Regions from separate parts of the Homo sapiens genome. Here region 2 is linked to region 1. Evidence: chromatin loops called from intact Hi-C (ENCODE). Cell type or tissue: tibial artery. All regions are shown on one strand. Links, peaks and the distances in the headings refer to the core of each region. The heading gives the core; the rest is flanking DNA. Region 1 overlaps MAML3 (mastermind like transcriptional coactivator 3). Region 2 overlaps MAML3 (mastermind like transcriptional coactivator 3).

The links. Peaks named below come from ENCODE experiments on the same cell type or tissue, not always from the same donor. Only the 100,000 strongest peaks of a DNase experiment are listed, where the experiment ranks them.
Region 2: a loop joins it to region 1, with 2.2 times the contacts of the local background. A loop is called at or near these places in 1 of 110 quality-filtered maps.

Annotation. Positions count from the first base shown.
Region 1 is chr4:139,970,271-139,980,303 of GRCh38, forward strand. The region is part of intron 1 of MAML3 (mastermind like transcriptional coactivator 3); the gene reads right to left. Among named protein-coding and RNA genes, the nearest start is that of MAML3-AS1, 150 kb to the right of the region's middle. RefSeq lists an enhancer at 8,835-8,884. In tibial artery, for the core only: no CTCF peak of the experiment used is centred there; no DNase peak of the experiment used is centred there; H3K27ac peaks cover 7,496 bases.
Region 2 is chr4:140,079,718-140,089,750 of GRCh38, forward strand. All of the region lies in intron 1 of MAML3 (mastermind like transcriptional coactivator 3), which reads right to left. Among named protein-coding and RNA genes, the nearest start is that of MAML3-AS1, 43 kb to the right of the region's middle. In tibial artery, for the core only: no CTCF peak of the experiment used is centred there; no DNase peak of the experiment used is centred there; H3K4me3 peaks cover 1,985 bases; H3K27ac peaks cover 6,365 bases.

The sequences.
Region 1 (10,033 bases), core at 794-8,793:
GTTGGATTTTGATAGGTGGAGAAGATGAGCAAGAAAACACAAGCAAAAGCTGGAAGTAGGAAATGCTTGGCAGCACACAAAGGCAGGAGAGTAGCCAGGGGGATTGAAGCACAGTCTGTGGAGGACTATGGTGACAGGGAGGTAGATGGTGGCTCTGAAATCATGGTAGGGACTTTGGACTTACTGTGCAGGCAGTGCAGATCCACCCAGGGTCTTAAGAGGAAAATGGAGCATGGGTTTTAAAAATGGATCAGACAATCAAGAGATTAGTAAGCAGAAGGTGATTAGGAGGACGCCCAAGCAGTTTAGGTAATAGATGATGAGGAAAGTCATTCAATTTCAGGGACTTAGCACCATCTCCTTTTCTCCAAATGAGGGAACAAGGTCAGCTAGAGAAGCAACAAGCCTAAATATCTTGAGGCGGACTTAGGGGCTCACTCTCCTGAGGTTCTAACTGCACCTGGTACATGATCTTCATCACAGCAGCTCCCATTGAATTTTCACAGTTCACTTTCATGTCTGTCTTCTTACCATTAAAAGTGCCTTATAAGCAGGGCCTATGGCTTTTCACTGTTTCCAGAGGCCTAGAAGAGCACCTAGCATATGGCAGTCAGTCAAACATCCCAATCATGCTACTCTATTTGTTTTGATTTCCAGAGAAAGATATGGAATCGCCCATAATCACAGATGAGAAAATAAAAAATCCAAATTTCCTGTCTCTACTGTTAACTAGTTCTGTCTTAGAACTAGAAAGCCTTAGAATTATGATATGTGTCTATGTATTAAGGACCGAGGGGTTAGTTTCACATTCTTTTCATATCCCAGTTTTCCTTTCTAGTTCTCAAAAAGTGGAACCACCAGCTTCCAACCTCTTTATCTCCTCTAATTACTAACTCTTCTCACTGAGTTATCTCCTCTAATTACTAACTCTTCTCACTGTACCTTCTGGGCTACCTAAACTGCACTGCAACTACAACTCATCACGAGCCTCCCAGGCCCCTCTCAATCAACTCTCATTTGGTGATTGTGGACTAAACCACAGAAAGTGTCCAAAGGACTCTCTTTATCTCCAGCTCCACAGATTCTGTTTCAAATGTCAACTTCCCTCAAATTCTTGGCTGCACACCAGGTATAACTATATTTAATGATATTGGTATCTGAATGAACACAACAGAACCTTAGAGAATAAACCCTCAATATTCATGAATTCCCAAATTCAGAAATACAATAGCATATAATTTGCCTTGTGCTTCATAATATAAATATGACTGAAAATGTAAGGGATCTCCTCAACCCCTAATGACTTATTTCCCTCTTAAGGAGTGATTTTTGCATTAGTCATATTTTGCTCTGAAATAATTTTAATTTTTTTTCTTATTTTCATATGGTAAATTCATTCATGGCCATGACTTAACCACTCTTTAATCTGGTCAATACTTCCATTTTCTGGGTTAGGTAGAATTACTTTCTTAGTCTTCTTCACTTCCATCTCTGATACTAGCACTTGACTTTCTTTGGGGAGCCATTTCTAAAGAAGACACCTTAAAAAAAATCACAGTGTGAGCATTCCCTGGTCCAGACTTGGAATGGACCTTTCTCATGGCCCTATGAGATTGGGAGGATCAGCAGTGGGCGTGGCTCATTCACTAGTGGACCCACTTGCTCTCAGAACCCATTTTAGCTTGTAAATTCAAGATTCAAATTTATGCTTTGGCAAAACTACAGATTTCTTTCTATCTCACACTTTTGATGTTCTTTTAAATACACAAAATGCTTTTCTTTTTTTTTAAAATTTCCAACTTTTAAGTTCAGGGGTACCTATGCAGGATGTACAGGTTTGTTACATAGGTAAATGTGTGCCATGGTGGTTTGTTGCACAGATCATCCTGTCACCCAGGTATTAAGCCCAGTATCCATTAGCTATTTTTCCTGATCCTCTCCCTCCTTCCCCCACCACTCTCCACAAAATGTTAAATCTGCAAATACCAGGTGTCTATTAAGGAACCAAATAAATCTTGCCCTCTACAGTGGTAGCCACATTGGGCAACATTTCTAAGGTTTATTATAAAAATATATCCAATCCTTTGTTCAAAATGTCCTTGAAGTTCAACTTTGAAATGACCATCAGAACCAGTTTACAAGCCTTATCAGAAAACAGAGGCCCATGACTTTATAGTCACATTTTGTTTTTGACTCAGAGATGCATCACTCCATGTGATCAACAACCACCTTAGCCACTAGACTTGGCTCCTTATGCTTTTTTCACTTCCTGCAAAGTCAAGCCACTAAAATAGTTGCCACCAAATAACAGTAATAGCAAAAGTGTGCTAAAATGAGAGAAGGTTTTGGGAAGATGGCAATGTTCCATATCATAATTGTGATGGTGATTATACAAATGTATACATTTATCTAAACTCACAGAAGTATGCACTGAAAATTAGTGAATTTTACTTTATGTAAATTATACCTCAATTAAAAGTTTTAAATTGTGAATTCTGACGACAATTTGCAAAGAGGAATTATCCATATCTTAAGTATGAAAATAAATGAATGAAGCTTTTGATAATTCTAAAGGAGCAAAACAATAACAATCATTTAGATTAGCTAGAGAACTATACACTTATAAACAAAATACAACACAGAATACATTACCTAGATTATGCACCAAAAATACCAGGTATTTCATTTTCTCTTTCAGATGAATATACTACCTGGATTCTCTTTCAGTAAGACTGTGTTTCTGATGAAGTTCATTGAGCCATTTACATTTTATCTTGGATTTGTGACCACTGATATTCAGCTGTTGGATGACTACTTAGAGTAAGAATCCAGTGTTTAGCCATAAATCAAGCTACTTGGCTCATTCAGGTGTTTCATCCTTCTTCTTAGCATAGTGAAATCATGCTATGGTCAACTAAGTTAAGTGACCCAGTCATAGGGCCAGGCCGTGGGTCACTAATATTGGGCTTTAAAAGAGTTCTCTAAAACCAGCAGGATTTCTCCAACAAGTCATTTCAAACCTCAGGAGCTTTGTTTTGGCTGCAGTGCATGAATAGCAAAGGCAGGCTGAATTCGCTTTCCCTACTTCAGTCCATTGTTTAGGTCACATGCAGGCCAAATTCAAAACAGTGCTGAATCTATCGGCGAAGATTAAAACACTGGAAAGTCATTATTGATTCGTTTGGGCGGGTCTACGTCGTAAAGGTTAAGTGTAGTAAGTGTAGGTTCTGGACCACAGACTCTTGGAAACTCTTTGTTTCCTTGAGCAGTTATTACTGGAAGGGAGCCTTGGCATCACCCCCACAGGGAGCTATATATTCAAGTCAGGCCCCAGTCAGGATATTTCTTGGTCAAAGGATAAATGAGGTCTCCTAAAATAGTCCTGACAGGCCACCAACATCTGTGAATACCACAAGTTCACACCTGTAATCAAAACCACTTATTCTCCAAAAAACAAAAACAAAAACCAGCTCAGAGGATGGGATGCTGCCACAATTGTCTCTCCCTTGGAGACAAAGAATGGTCAAAAACCACTTGCTTTGATAAATCTTGCTGAAGCAACAAAAATAGCTGTGTCATGCAGAGATGATAGAATTACCTTTCACCATTACATCAGAACAAAAACCTCCAAGAAAGGCAAAATTTCTCATTCTCCCATCTAACTACATTCACAGGCAAATCCCTAAAATTCAAGCCAAATTACATACAAGTATTTTACATAGCTTTTTGCATTTAGAACATCTGTTAATTCAAAATGTGGTTGATGAATTAACGGCCTACAACGTTCCTTTAAAACCAAACCACCTAAAAATCAATTTATTCTTACATTTAATAGTTTTTTTTTTTTTTTTTTGAGACAGAGTCTCGCTCTATCACCCAGGCTGGAGTGCAGTGGCGCTATCTCGGCTCACTGCAAGCTCCGCCTCCCGGGTTCACACCATTCTCTTGCCTCAGCCTCCCGAGTAGCTGGGATTACAGGCGCCCACCACCACGCCCAGCTAATTTTTTGTATTTTTAGCAGAGACAGGGTTTCACAGTGTTAGCCAGGATGGTCTCGATCTCCTGACCTTGTGATCTGCCCGTCTCGGCCTCCCAAACTGCTGGGATTACAGGTGTAAGCCACCGCGCCCGGCCATTTAATTGAACTTAGTAAGTGTCTGTTACATGAGTACTATGTTAACCACTATTATAGGAGATTTTGGAGAAGTATAAGGCATGTTATCATTCCTTAATGTACTTATAATTTCATTGAGAAAGGCAGTGTACACATTAAACAGCTAGTTGAGCGAATTTGGCAATATCCTAAACATTGCTGGGCTTCTATTTCCTCACTGGTAAAATGAAGGAGTCAGAAGAGATGATTCCCGAGACTCTTCTAGGTCTCAAGTTCTATAAACCTTTCAATGCCTACGTAGAAAACAATCCAAGATAATATATGGTGAAGTCCAGATAATATATGGTCAAGTCCATATATTATATTGTATTTATTGATAAATAATCAATACGATAGGAGGTCAGAGAAGAGAGAGATCAATTTTGAGGTGGCAAAGGTTTTCTGGAAAAAGAAACTTCAGCTTGGACTTGAAGGACGGGTAGAATGTGAAAGGGGCAGGAGGTGGTCACTGTTTACTAAGAGTGCAGAGGGCTTGTGCAGGGTGACTGGAAAAATTCTTGATTAGGGACAGGGAAGATGAGTTTGTATTTGTCTCTGTGGATAAAGGGATTATATGTTGTCAAGTGGTGGATTTAAGTAGGGGAAGTGATATGACGACTTGGTGACATGATCCTATTAACCTGCAAGTCAGATCACACCATTCTCTTCTCAGAGCCATCCAGCAGCATCCCATCTCTCTCAGATAAAAGCCAAAGTCCTTGCAAGGGCTTGCAAGGCTTTGCAGCATCTGCTTCTTCCACCCCTATCAACTGTCGCCTTATGTCCTCCTCTCCCACACCAGCCTCCTCAGAGTCTTCCTCATATACCAGGCACACTTCAAGCATTTTCACATGCGTTTCCTCTGCCTAGACTGCTCTTTCCTCAGGTATCTCCATGTTTGGCTACTCCTTCATGTAATTGCTCAAATGTCACTTTTCAGTGAAGCCTTCCCTATCACCGTATCTAAAATTGCAGCCTACCCTTTCCATACACACAGGCTCACACATGAACACGCGTGCAGGCATGCACACACACACACCCCATATACCTCCTTATCTCCCTTCCCTGCTCTACTTTTTTCATTACATCTACCATATTCTACCATGTGATATGATTTATTTACTTTCTAAAATGTCTCTATCCACTGCCCTCCTCCCTTAGGTAGTATAAACTCCATGAGGAAAGGGGGTTTTGTCTGCTTTATTCACTGCTGTATGTCTCAAGCCTAGAACAGTGTCTGGCCTAGAATAGGGGCCCAGGAACTATTTGTCCAGTGAATGAAGGCATGAATATAATGAAAAAGGTGTGAAGTCATTAACCTCACAGATTGAACTGCAAAGTGGAGGGCCTAGAGGTTATGAAAACTTGGACTAAAGGAAGGCAATGGGAAGAAAAAAGGAGCTGACTAGGAGAGACTTCATCAAGAAATAACAACCAGGGGCTGTTAACTATCTCAGTGTTCAGGCCTGGATTAAAGGAAATATATTCACCATGGGAATTAGGAGAATGTTAGGGGCAAAAGAGGAACTGAAAATGTACTGAAAATAAAATGATGCATAGTTTTATAAACAAATATCAGTCAGATTTAACTTCAGTTGTTTCCAAACATAATTGATTGCTATTTTCTTCCTGCTTACATTTCTGAGAATGGCTAAAAGGAAACTAAAAAAGAAGGAAGTGGGAAATGTGTAACGTGCCATACTTTCCTTTTAAGGCAACTTCAGCCTGAATGCTGGGCAAAGCCTCCCACATTTCACAATTTGTTCTCTATCAGCTCTCAGGAACACAAAATACAGGAAAGACAGATCCTGTTCTTCTGGTTTTTTTTCTTTTCTTCTTCTTCTCTTCATTATGTTTTCTCCTCCCCCAAAAACAGTAATCAGAGCAGATGACAAGAAATCTTTTTAACATCAGCCTTGGTGTAATAAGCATCTTGGAAATGGAAAAAGCAAGAGGGGATGTGATGAAGTCTTTACCAGTCTGTGCAGATGTTAAGACTTTACTAGAGCCACAGCAAGAAAGTACTATTTATGTCAGGTTAATATCTTATTCATACATTTCTTTAGAAATTATGAAGGCATAGTACATTAACATCCAGTCATCCAATATTACTTAGAATCATAGGTGATACCTTCAGGAAAAAAAAGGTGGATGATCTTATTTCCTGATTGAAGAAATCTCAAGTACAGTTGAGAAGCCATATGTGGTTAGTATGTACTTAAGATATGAGCTTTAAAAGCAAGTCCTACATTTCTGCAAATTCAAATTTTACTATTACCTCTTTTAAAATTCAGTGTTTTTTAGAGGCATTTGCTTAATTAAGTTTGATTCTATACTTATTTTTCTGCCTTTTAAATACATACCCTAAATTAAAACTAAATCAGTGGTTCTCAACTAGGGTGATTTTTTTTTCCCTCCAGGGCACATCTGGCAATGTCTGGAGATAGTTTTCACGACTGTGGGGAGAAGAGGGTGTCACATCCATTAAACAGAGGCCCAGGTACTATGGTCTGAATGGCTGTATTCCCCCAAAATTCATATGTTAAAACCTGATCATCAATGTGCCATATTAGAAGGTGGGGCTTTTAGGAAGGGAATCAGGTCGTAAGGGCAGAGCCTCATGAATGGGATTTGCCCTTATAAGAGTTCCTGGTGAGCTGCTTCGGCCCTTCCACCAGGAGACATGCAGCAAGAAGGCACCATCTATGAACCAGGAAACAGGCCCTCACCAGACACTGAATCTTGATCTTCAACTTCTCAGCCTGCAGAACTGTGAGAAATAAATTTCTGTTGTTTATAAACCACCCAGTTAATGGTATCTTGTCATAGCAGCCCAAATGGACTAGGGATGCTGCTGAACATCCCAGAGTACGCAGGACGGCCCCCGCCACAGAGAAGAATCTAATTTAAAATGCTGATAGTGCCGAGGGTGAGAAACTCTGGCCTAAATCATCTCTGATAGAGATCCCCAAATTATGATAAAGCAATAACCATTTTAGTCCAAGTGTGTCCTTCACATAAGACTAAGGAGTGGAAGAGTGGAGCTCTGCAAATTGCATTGTTTAAAAATGCAGTCAGACCCTACTTTGGAACATTCTGCCCTTACTGGTAATACTAATTATGAACATATAGATTAAGTCTCCAGATAAGAATTAAAAGGATGTTCTGGCCAGGCGCGGTAGCTCACGCCTGTAATCCCAGCACCTTGGGAGGCCGAGGCGGTTGGATCACCTGAGGTCATGAGTTCGAGACCAGCCCAGCCAACATGGTGAAACCCCGTCTCTACTAAAAATACAAAAATCAGCTGGGTGTGGTGGCATGTGCCTGTAATCCAAGCTACTCAGGAGGCTGAGGCAGGAGAATTGCTGGAACCCAGGAGGCAGATGCTGCAGTGAGCCAAGATCTTGCCACTGCACTCCAGCCAGGGCCACAGAGTGAAACTCCCTAACAAAAAAACAAAAAACAAAAAACAAAAAAAAAACAAAAAAAGGATCTTCTATGCTCTTTTCTGTTCCTACACAGAAATTACAGGAAATTCATCACAGAATCAGTGAACACCAAAGCTGAAAGGGACTGCAGAAGGTAGCACAATGGATCCTCTCACTTTACTGATGGGAGGGGAAGTGGTGCAGACTGAGGTCACAGTCTTGCTTTCAGGCCCCAGCTGGTCAGTTTCAGAGCTTGGATTAGAATTCACTCCATCCCTCAGGTCTGTGCTCCTTCTCCTTGACTCGGAAGCAAATGTGAAGAATGGAGCCCAAGAAGGTTACAAAAAAAAGTCTTTGGACCAAAGTCTCTCTCTTGATTTCAGCCTCAAAGGAAGTGAGCTAATGTGGAGATGCATGGCACTCCTGGCTCCCCATCTTTGGGAGTGGTGAGCCTCCCAAGCACAGGAAGATTCAGCACCAACTCTAGCTGCAGATCTATCCCAAGGCCCAGATTGCATTAGCCAAGACCTCTCCAGGAAGCCTGTTGGAGTGAGCAGAGAAGAGCCTCAACAGGTGGCAAGTGGTCTCAAGTGCCACTTCTCTCTGAAAGGAAAGTCCTGCAAAAATGAAAATCTGCAAATGCTTTAAAAACGAGTGGCAGAGGATGGCGTCTCTGCCCTTTCTCCTCCTGGGTAAAGGGCAGTTGACCCTCACTATGTCTTCCAAATGCCTCCCATGACTTCCCAGCATCAACCACATCAAAAAAAAAGAGAGAGAGAGAGAGCACACAACTGCGCTAGGCATTCACAACATTCTCTTCCTTCAGGGGCTCCAATCTGGGCCCTGGCAGGTTATCAAAGAGACTTGGGTCTCTTTGTCCCCCATCCCTAATCTGTCTTGGTGTCTCTCTTTGGCCCTCCCATGGATGACATCCCCCCCAGAGACCTTGCCAGTCAGCCTGCCCACCTGGCCTCCCCACAGAACTGGCTATATAGCAGGAAACGGATTTGCCACTTCTCCATTTCCAGATGGCACTGAAACAAGTACACATCCTCCTTTCACTTTCAAAGAGCTCTATGACTACTTTCAAAGAGCTCTATGACTACTTTCAAAGAGCTCTATGACTAGTTACCTTAGAGAAACTGACAGAACAAAGGAACAAGCCTGCTTATGTGGTACTAGTAAAATCATAATATCAGCCACTACTTATGAAGCATTTTGTATGTGTCCGGCTCTGTATTAGGTGTTACACCTGCATTATCTACAAGCCTTTCATCAATCCTGCAAGGAAAGTATTAGTTTTACTCCCATTGTAAAGGTGAGAGAACTAAGGATTAGAATGATTTGAGACCACAGAACTTGTAAATAAAATTTTAAACATTTTGGTCTAAGTTGCCTTTCTCTTCAACATGCTAGAAATGAGTCTAGACTTACCTGGCTCATAGCTCCCTCTTTAGCTCTTTTACATGGCATTCATTTAAACATGCCTTCTCACATTTTTCTGCTTGGAGGCAGAGCTTGTCCAACCACCCCTCCATAGACACCACTGCCTCCCAGCTCCATTTGCCCCTGTCTGCTGAGCTCCTTCTATACTGTCCACATGTGTTCTCTAGTTGCTGCTTTAGCTCTATCCATGCCCAGCCACTAACAGTTGGGTTAGTGGTTGCTACGGTTTGAATGTGTCCCCTCAAAACTTCAGGTGTTGCCAATGTGACAGTATCAAGAGGTAACAGGGCCTTTAAGAGGCCATGAAGGCTACTCCCTCATGAATAGCAGTAAGGCCCTTATAAAAGAGGCTTCCCACAGTGTTCAGTTAGCTTGATCTTCTACCTTTCTGCCATGTGAGGACACAGTGTTCCTCCCCTTTAGAAGATGTGGCATCAAGGTACCATCTTGGAGACAGAGAGTAGCCCTCCCCAGACATCTGAACCTGCTGGTGCCGTGATCTCGGACTTCCCAGCCTCTAGAACTGTGAGAAAACAAATTTCTGTTCTTGATAAATTACCCAGTCCTGGGTATGTTGTTACAGCAGCACAAAATGGACTAAGGCAGTGGTTCTCTGGAACAACTGCCAATAGTAAGTAGGAATATCCCATTGTCCCACCCAGGGTCTAGGTGAGTACGGACAGTCTCAGGGCTTGACTGAGCACTGAGCTATTTTCTCTCTGGACTATCTTACTATCTGTTTGGCTGGCCTGCTACAGAGCTTCTGGGATCTGGGCTCTCCCTTTATGCATTCGGCATCTTCCAGAGGCCAAGCCCAGCCCGGACTCCAGCTAGCTGTCTGGAGGCCCTAGTTCAGACAAGCCTCTTTATCTTAGGGCTTGAGGCCTGGCTTCTGGGATCCCTCATGTCATCTGGAAGAAGGATCCTGTTGGCTTTACAACCTCAATACCCACAGACAATAAAGACTGGGTCCACTCTAAGAATCAGTTGTCACCCTCCACCTTGA
Region 2 (10,033 bases), core at 628-8,627, 110 kb after region 1:
AAGTAGTTAATATTTCCCAAATGACCCCAGACCAAAGACTGAATTCTGCATTACTAATACCATGACCTTCTTATTTAGTGCCATTTATAGGCATTCAAAGCCAAAGAGAGGAAGTCAGCAATATATTAATTTTCTTAATTGTTATGTAAATGTCTCAGACTGACCTGTAAAATGTATGTACTCATAGAAGGTGTAATTCACTCTAAGATACAAACTTACTCTCTAAAATTGCAGTTGGTAAGCACTCAACATGGAGTTGAGAAAATGTTTACAAAATGCAAGACAGGTGTTTGGATTTATTTCAAATGTATTAATAAAAAATACGATACTCCCTTGAATGATGAATACGGAGTGTATGGCAGTTAATTTTGGGAAAAAGAAGTGCATGTAATCACTTACATTTTTGAAGTGAAGGTTAATCTGCAGGAAACGGGAAGTTAAGATGTGTAATTAACCCAAAGGTACACAATAGAAAGAATGGGAGGCAAAGACTAAAGAGGGAGCTTGAAGGAGCTAGCACAGAAATGCCTGCAGAAAAGGCAAACAGCTGAAATGTCTCTTCTTTAGGCTTTTTCACTCATTTAACCATCACAGACAGGAGCTCTACTCATGGGTCTGAATGTGCCCAAAGATGGTGTTACTCAAAGCATGGTGTCTGGACTTGGTTCTCATCCTTTAAACGGTAATGTTCCACACCCACAGGGCACAGAAATTTAAAAGTGCATGGTGAGAGGCCCACAGCAATCTGTAATTAAAGGAACATTCGAGCACATGATCACTTTTCTAGTAGTACATTTTTATTGTATTTTCTAAATGTAACAGTGAGAAATGGATTGGAAATAGAAGGAGAAGAAACTGGTCTTTCACCATAGGAAGTTTGCAGAGCACCTCTAAAAAACCTACCCTCTAAAATTGCAGTTGGTAAGCACTCAACATGGAGGTAAGAAAATATATGAAAACTTCCCGTTGTTCGGTTTCCACTCCAACTTATGTTTTCCCAATGCAGAGGCCTGCCTGGTTAGTATAGAAACTGATGAAAAAAGGCAGCAATGATGGCTATTTTTGCCTGAAACACTGATTCCACTAAAACCAACACCTGGCTTTATACTGTTGTGCTATTCCACATAAGGTAAAATCCCACTCAATCTTTTTGCTTGTTTGTATATAAAAAGAAATTCTGAATTGAGCAGGCGTCTATATAGAAAAATGGAATCCATAGTTTTAATTATTAAATATAGCCAAATATTTACACATCATTAAACACAAAATATATGAGCTGTTAGGTGGGTTCTTCCCCCTAACCCCCATGCCTTACTATGAAGGAAAATGTTACAATGCATAGACCACATTGCATTCTCTCACGTCTACTTTACTTTCTGTTTGAATATCTGTGGTTATAGCAACATCACTTTTTATCTGCTAAAAATATTTTAGGCTTCCTCTGCCTAGATTTTTCCCTCTGGAATTCTGTTTATAAGAGGTATGGGTATAAAAAAGAAAATAACATGTCTTTGTCAGGAGATTAAACACATTAAAAAAAAAACAAATATACATACACATTTGTACATGAACACAAAATGTAAACACACATCTACAACCTACACCCGAAGTTCCACAAGCAAAATCCTCATTAACTCACTGTCTTATCACTGAGAAGAAAAATAGTATATCCAAGGACCATAAGACAACACTCTCCTTATTTACCAATATCGTGCTTACTGAAATAAAGCTTTTTAGGTACTTCCTTGGTTATATTAAGCAAGTTGCTTTCAAGTTCAATAACATAAATGCAAAATTCACTAAATATGCAGGCATTGGTTGGCTGAAGAAGAGAGAGCACTGGGATTGGCTGAGCTAAGGGAGAAATAGATGAGGGAGGAATAAGTCAACAGTGCCCCAATTTGAGAAATTCTGTGAGTAAACATTGAAGTCTCATTGGCATGATTTTATCTAATGGCTTTAATATGTAGCCGCTGCTACAAATGCTGGGGTCATCTAATGGGGAGGGTAGGAAACAGACCTCACACTGCACAACACCAGAGGATGTGAACCGTCTAGGCTGCCCGTAGATCTCCATAAACAAGGCCTCTTCCCATCAAAGGCCACTGTGGAATGTAGCTGGAGTTGTTTATGCTTCTTTCTTTTTCTATTAGGTTTATTTTCCTGATGTTAAACCCTGTCAACTTTACTGCCCAGAAACCTATCTTCAGAATAGGACCTTCTGCTTTGAAGACTCCTTTTAAGAAATGTCAAGGGGCAGTAAACATAAAATAGGATCCATAGCACCACCAATGACACAAAAACAGGGCCAAAGCTAATCAGTCTCCTCCATAAAACACACACTCAGTCTTTTCTCCCTCTCACACACAGTAGCAGACCAATAAGATCTGCGGAGTGAATGTAAGCAACAGAGTAGGAAGCAGCTGAAAAGAAAGAATTCCTGCTGCGTTCTCCCCTTGTGCCTCTTTCACAGTCAAAGGGTTCAAGGGAAGAATGTTTTATTGCACACTGCTGTTCACCACTAGCAGTGCAAGTTTATTCTGCCCAGGGGCTCAAGTGGGACGAATCTGGTCATCTCCATATGTTCTCATAGTGAAATTCTTCTCGTTTTCCTTTCATTTTTCAGGCCTCGTCTAATTTAAAACAAACCACACAGACACACTGGCCAAAGCAGCGACTGCCTCTGAGAGGAAGGTGGGCCTGCAGTACTGGCTGGGACCACCTCCACATCTGAAGATGCTGTTTGCCTGTATTTGCTTCCCAGCGTCCTTCCTCCCTGCCTGGTTGCCTGTTGGGCCTAACATGGAGCTCTGCCCACAGTAGTGTCGTTACTATGGCCACTAGCCCATACCAAGGCATGGCCTTTGCAGTCCCCAGCATACAGCTCCCGACCTCACAGGCAAGTCCATCTCTATTGCTGTCAGGAAGTAAAAGTTCACACGGGGCGGGCACAAAGTCCTGCTCATCCCAAGGCACCAACGCACCCCCACCAGGCTTTCCCCAGAAGGCAACTCAACCACTCTAGGATTTTTTTTTTTTTTAAATAAACTGTATTAGGAGCTTGTCAGAAATCCCGAAGTTGGAGACCACTGTGAAACTCCTGGGTCCCACCGGGGCTGAGCTCGTACCAGTAGCCCTAAATTCAAAAAGAACCAGGGAAGGTTCTATTTACAAGTGAACTGGACTCATGATGCTCCACCAAGGAGGCAATCCCTGAAAACAGGCAAGGTTCATCAGCAACTCTAACCGCTCAGGGTGTGCTATTACTACTTTTTGAAAACAATCGTCTGATTATACAAACATGTATATAGTGCTTAACAGTTTACTCTGTATTCTTTCTATGAATAGTTTCATGTTTACAACAAATCTAGGAGGGAAAAGGATAGAAATTATTATCTCCATTTTATGGAAAAGAATCGAAGGCTCAGAACCTAGCTAGTAAGTAAAGAACCGCAAATAAAGCTCAGGTCTTGTCTGTCTCTTTCCACTACATTACAGCTCACCTTCTGAAAGAAGCTTCATCTTTGTGGCATCTGTAAAACATTTCCCCTATCTTTCCCCACATTGCCCACTCCTCTTAGGTGCTGGAAGAAAATGCCCACTACTTTTACACATATAACTAATACATGGTTGCTGCTCTGCAAATGATTTCTGAATAAATGAGCACTCCCATGCATGCCATTCCAATGCACAGTCACCCTTCTTGCCCTGGGCCAGATTTAGGGAGGTCAGGAGCATCTAATATGGAATCTTAAGTAGTCAGAAAAACAGGAAGGAATACAGATGGATATGTTCCTTGTTTGCACATAAATGCTATTTGGGCTTCTCAGACCTGACACTTGAGCCTTTCCTGAACCGTGTGCTTTTCCTAACATGCAGGTCTGCCTGTCAAATTTATGACATCATGCTACCATCCACTTTTCTGGCAACTCCAGTTATTCTTTAGTTTTACCTCTCAGTCTAACCAGAAGGTTCCCCTAAGTTTCCCCTGTATTAACTAGGCCAATTGATGTTTTGCCAACAGCAGGGTCTGGGTATTTTATTTTGTTTTAGATCCACTTGCCATTCTCTACCTCTCTCCCAGGCAGTTTACAAGCATTTGGCCCACTCCACTCCTCCTCCAGGCCTTAAGTTCGCCCCAACACACTGACTCCTGTAGGCTACAGAAAAGCCCAACGGCAAAAGAAACACCCTAGATTGAAACACACACGCGCGCACACACACACACACACACACACACACACACACACAGAGAGAGAGAGAGAGAGAGAGAGAGAGAGAGAGAGAGAATAATGGAACTCACCCTCCTGCCAGCAGAGAATGGCCAACCCCATCTCCCCAGTTCTGGTTATTTCTAGAAATCTGAAATCTATAATATGTCACCATCACTTAGCACTCAGTAAGTATTTATTGGATGAATGCATGAATGAATGATTACTATTATCTGATAATATGCACGTGAGAGAAACTTTATCAAACGCTTTCTGAAAATCTAAATTACTAGACAAGCAAAGGGCCGATGACTACTCAGGGATTTACCCTTTAGTGGCAGACACAACTTTACAGCCAGGCCTACTTGTCTTGTTACAATCACTTAAATATTTTATTTGTTTACAAAACTCTTCTCAACTATTTTTGATGGTTTGTTGCCACGTGCACAACCTAATGTGCACGTATACACAGGGAATGAAGGTATGAAACCTGGCACACTGCCACCCTAAATATCAGGCAGGCTCCTCAAAGACAACAGTAATGCTGTGTATTTCTTTATACATTTTCACTACTAGATCAGCCATTTGAAGGTTTATTTATTCCTAAATTCTTCAACTTCCTGTATCTGAGTATTTATGTCTCAGATTTCCCCATTACCTCCTTTCCCACCACTTTATTCCTAATATTCCACTTTTCACCTCGTTACTATGAAGCACGACCTAACGCCAGCATTTATTTCCTGACCTCCAAAATGAAACGACTCATAAACAAAACAAACAAAATGGAAAAAATTTTAGCAACTATTTTTGGGCCCCAGAAACAAAACTTACTTTTCCAAAGAAAGAGAATCCTTTAACCTACTTTGAGGACTAACAAATGACTTGAACACATTGTGTTCAAGGTTTTGTCAAACGATGGGAAAAATACAAAGGTCTAGTATTTAAAATACTACCTTTTTTTCCCCTACAATGCATCACCCTAGTCCAATGTAACCTTAAAAACATCGGGGGGCGGCAGGGGAGGATAGCTATAACGGTTTACATTGGGTTATAGTCCTTGTTGTGGCTGCTGTTGCTATCATTTGGTGATAATTTGGAAATGCTCCCCTGAATATCCCCTCTGATGCTTCTGGCATCCCAGTATCTGCCCCCAGACCACAGTGAAGCTGTTAGCAGGATGTGAACAGAGTTCACAAAATCAAGGGTTTGTTTACATACCAGCCACAGCACGAAGAAACAAATAAGGTCTAAATGCCTGTTGTCTCATCTGTTTTTGTGTTTTCCTTGCGTATTTCTTCCCAAGCTCTTAACAAACGGGTAATGGGTAGTTAAACATTTGCGACCAGTTACTCATCTTGCTTTGCAGTCATAGAGCTGGTCTAAGTGGAGCAGCCAGTAACTTCAAAGGACACCCTAGTTTGGATCTGTTTCCCAGGGGACAGAGCGCAGGCCCCAGGGCACCCTCATAAAACCCGAGGAGGGAATTACTCCATTCCCCACCCCTGGTTACCTGAATCACACTGTGCACATGTACAGAAGCTAAAAGGTTCTCTACTTTGCCCCCATTTGACTCAGGAAAAGGAAAACAAATGATAGATACCTGCACTGGTTCCTCCCACTCGCTACGAACTCCATTCTCTGCGCCCTTATGCAAACCTCTTAGAAGGGTCAGGGCAGCTGTTTCCAGAGCTGCTTGGCCAAAACGGGCAAACACATGGGCATGAAAAGAATTCTGAAAATACTTCCGATTGCTTTTCTTGTCTCTCACACAAGAGCATGCTTAACCCACGGGTACCTTTCAATGTTCATGTATAATAAATACAGTTTCAAAATAAAGAATAAGACACCCAAAATCCTACCTATTGGGTGTAGCTGCTGCCTTCATTAGTCAAATTTTCTCAGAGACCGTAGCTCCAGTTGCACTGAAAACCGTCGTTTTTTAATTATTTTATATCTGTGGCCATTTGTCCTACAGATTTCTTCTTGGCCTCTATCATTTTTGCCAGTGGAAAATTTATGCTTTCCCCTTTAACTACTACTGGTCTAAATTTACTTTAGTGAAGAAAATTTTGGCTCTAACTAAAACTCATGTAAACTTTCCATTTCACCGTGATGTTTTCTTTTCTTGGATTCAGCACAAGTCTTTTCTAATCTAAGAAATGGCTCTTACAGGCCCTCCTCAAATGTTTGTTTTCCAATTTAAGAGGATCTCTCTGTACATATACATAAAACATTAAAAGCTTCAGTGATGTGTCCAAAGTTGCTCTAAGGCGGGAATAGCTGATCTGACCCTCCACCATCCGCACATAGGCGCTACCTCACAAATGTGTCTGGGTAAGACCCTGCCCCATCAGCGTCCCCTGAAACTTCTCTTCCTTGAATCTCACTTTGATAAGCACACATGCTTGGACTCAAACAGGTCATCTCCAGTATCCATTTCTTTCATTTTCTTTTGTCCCACAATAGAGTTAAACAATACACTGTCTCGTCGTCCAAATGCTTCAAGTGGTTTTACATGCTTTATTCCAACGATCTTCTCAGTATCAATGTGAGAACAGAGAGGATGAAGAAATTTCAATCATTCTTTAAGGGAAAAAAAAAGGCATTTAAAATATCAATTATTTTGCGATCAGCTCAAGATCTTACAGGTATGGCAGAATCAGAACTAAAGTACCAGTGTTCAGACCCTCACGAATATGGTGAATTCATCCTCCTACTCTCTCTCATAATATAGAGTAAACCTAAATGTAAACTGAACCACTTAAAGGTGGGGTGGGGTGAACGAGAGAAGAGGGGAAGGGGACCATGAACATTAAACCATTTCACTAGAAATTTTCTTTGTTTCTAACCTGTCGTAGGAGTAGAGAAAAAAAAGAGAGATTTTAAAAAGAAATTTTCTTTCTTTTAAGCTATGTCCCTATTGCTCACTTTGAAAAAAGAATGAAAATAGGCCGGGCACGGTGGCTCACGCCTGTAATCCCAGCACTTTGGGAGGGTGAGGTGGGTGGATCACCTGAGATCAGGAGTTCGAGACCGGCATGGCCAACATGGCGAAACCCCGTCTCTACTAAAAATACAAAACTTAGCCGGGCATAGTGGTGCGTGCCTGTAACCCCAGATACTAGGGCGGCTGAGGCAGGAGGATCGCTTGAACCTGGGAGGTGGAGGTTGCAGTGAGCTGAGATCGTGCCATTGCATTCCAGCTTGGGCAAGAGTAAGACTCCATCTCAAAAAAGAAAATACAAAACATTCTCCTACCAATCCTTACTCAGAATTGAAATTTTCTATTTTTTGTGTGACTCTTTTACTAGTGATGTTCTCTTTTACTAGTAATCAGAGGGTCCATGCTATCTTATATATCCTCTCAATGAATATGACTTCATATACTCATCCCTGCCATAGCATCCCATTCTAAAGACATTTTTGTCTTACGAAGCAATATTTGCCTTGACATTCTGTTATTTGGGAATTTGCACTGTTTCAGTTTCACTGGAAATAATGCTACCATGAGAAACTTTATTCTTCACAATGATTTGGAATTTCCTGTGGTTTCTACGCTACGAACAATAAAGTTTTACCTCTTTTTAATTATTGTGAAATTCTTTCCTGGATATATTGTACCCATTTACAGAAACATCACCAAAGTGTAAGTGAAGATGTTTTTCCACATTTTAATCAACGCTGGGTTTAAAACTCACATTTATTTTTTTAAAGTGTCTTAGGCATATAACTTCACTTTAAAGTTGTCTTAATATATGTTCTTTCAGCTCCTAATGAGGGTGTGTACTTTTCAGGGTGATAATTTATCATCTATATTTCATCCTGGGTCTCCTTCACTACTCACACTGCCTCTTTTTAAGCACTGAATCATGTCATAGGTGGAGGAAGGGGCCAAAAATAATTGTTTAATCATAACTATACAACCAACTCTTTACGATGAAAAACAGAATTCTCTACTTCAGGAAAATGAGATTATATTTAGCCTTCTGAAAATGAGTAACAATCAAGCATAAATACTTGTTAACAGGTTCACACATAAGCACATGAAAACAAAATTGGCCAAGCTGAGGCAGGAGGATTGTTTGAGACCAGGAGCTCGAGATCAGCTTGGGCGACATCGCAAGACCTCAACTCCAAAAAAAATTTAAAAAATTAGCCGGGCATAGCGGTGCACACCTGTAGTCCCAGCTACACAGGGAGGATCATTTGAGCCCAGGAGTTCGAGGTTATGGTGAGCTACGATCTCACCACTGCACTCCAGCCTGGGCAAAAAAGTGTGATGGGAGGGAGGAAGGGAGGGAGGACGGGAGGGAGGGAAAGAAAGAAAAGTAAGGAAGAAAGGAAGGGAGGAAGGAAAATTTACCTGGTCTAAGAGGGAGAACCCTTTCCCTCCTCTCTCCCCTATCCCCTTCTTTCAGACAAACCCCAATTTCTCCATCATGACAGGGCTGTCCAAAAAGTCATCAAGATGTAGTCTTATCCTTTGAATGATTCTCCTTCTTATCTCAACAGTTATCTCTATGTCCAAAACACCTCTTCCTTTCCATTCCCACTGCTCCACGGTTTGGGCCTTCCTCATTTCTGCCCAGACTAGCAAACTCATGTTCCAGCTTCTAGTCTTTGTCCTATTCTACGTGGTACTAACAGAGGAACTTCCTATAGTACAGCTCTGACCTTGTTTCTGCAGTGTACAAAATTCTGAGGTGCTTTATGCACTGACAAACCATATCCCAACTGGCTCTCACCAAGAAAACGCATTGCCAGGAGCTCTTCACTGGTATCTCCTTTGGTATTTAAAAGCTTCTTAAGGAATGTGAGTGTGCTTATCATAGTGCTTAGCAAGACTCTAAGAGTACTCAAAAGAACTAATTTAGAGTTTTCTGTGTACTATTTCACAATACCCAGTCATCAGATGTAAGCTGAGTAAAATCAGTATCTTAATTGTATCTCCCACAGTTCGGTGCTTTCAGTGTGGAATTTCTACAAATCATCATTGAACAAATGAACTACGGAACCAATTGCTCTTTATTGAATCCACTGGTTGAGTGCTCTAGAATAAGCCACCTAGAAACATATTGGTATTTAAAACATCAATGACAAGGAAGATACTAATACTCAAAATACTCCCACAAATTTGTTTTTGAAAAGAAATTATTGTAAACACAAAATAAATGACAGGCCTTCAGGTGAAGCTCTATTATCATATCATACCTATGACTGACACCAGCAAAGATATGGATGTGCCTCAGGAAGAAATGTGTTACCAAGACACTAATCCATATACTTTCTAAAGAAATTGCATGTCCTAAAAATATAATCCTTCCAAAATTGTTATTATAAGTAAGGCAAGGCTTAGTTTGCTTGATCAGATTTTGACCAATAATAATAAGAAAAAGAATGGAAACCCCCCCTTGACAATCAGTTACACATTCTCCTTAATCCCAGCATGATGTAACAGACACTGTCTAAACTCATAGTTGGAATTCCAAGTTCATGTTCTTTCTTTCATTAGTTTCATGACCTTGGGCAAGTCACTTCACCCTAGGATGTCTCTGTTTCTTCACCTGGGAAATGAGAATGTTTGGCTCTGATCTTTCAGATTTCATCTAGCTCCAGAATTCAATGATTTATGAGTATTTAAAATAAGCTTTTTACTGATATATATAACAGCATGAATGAATCTCAAATGCACAATGCTAAGTGAAGAAGCCAGATTCGAAAGGCTACCTATTCTATGATGATATTCACATGACATTCCAGAAAAAACAGAACCATAGGGATGGAGAGCAGATCAGTGGTTACTGGGGATTGGAGGTACAGGG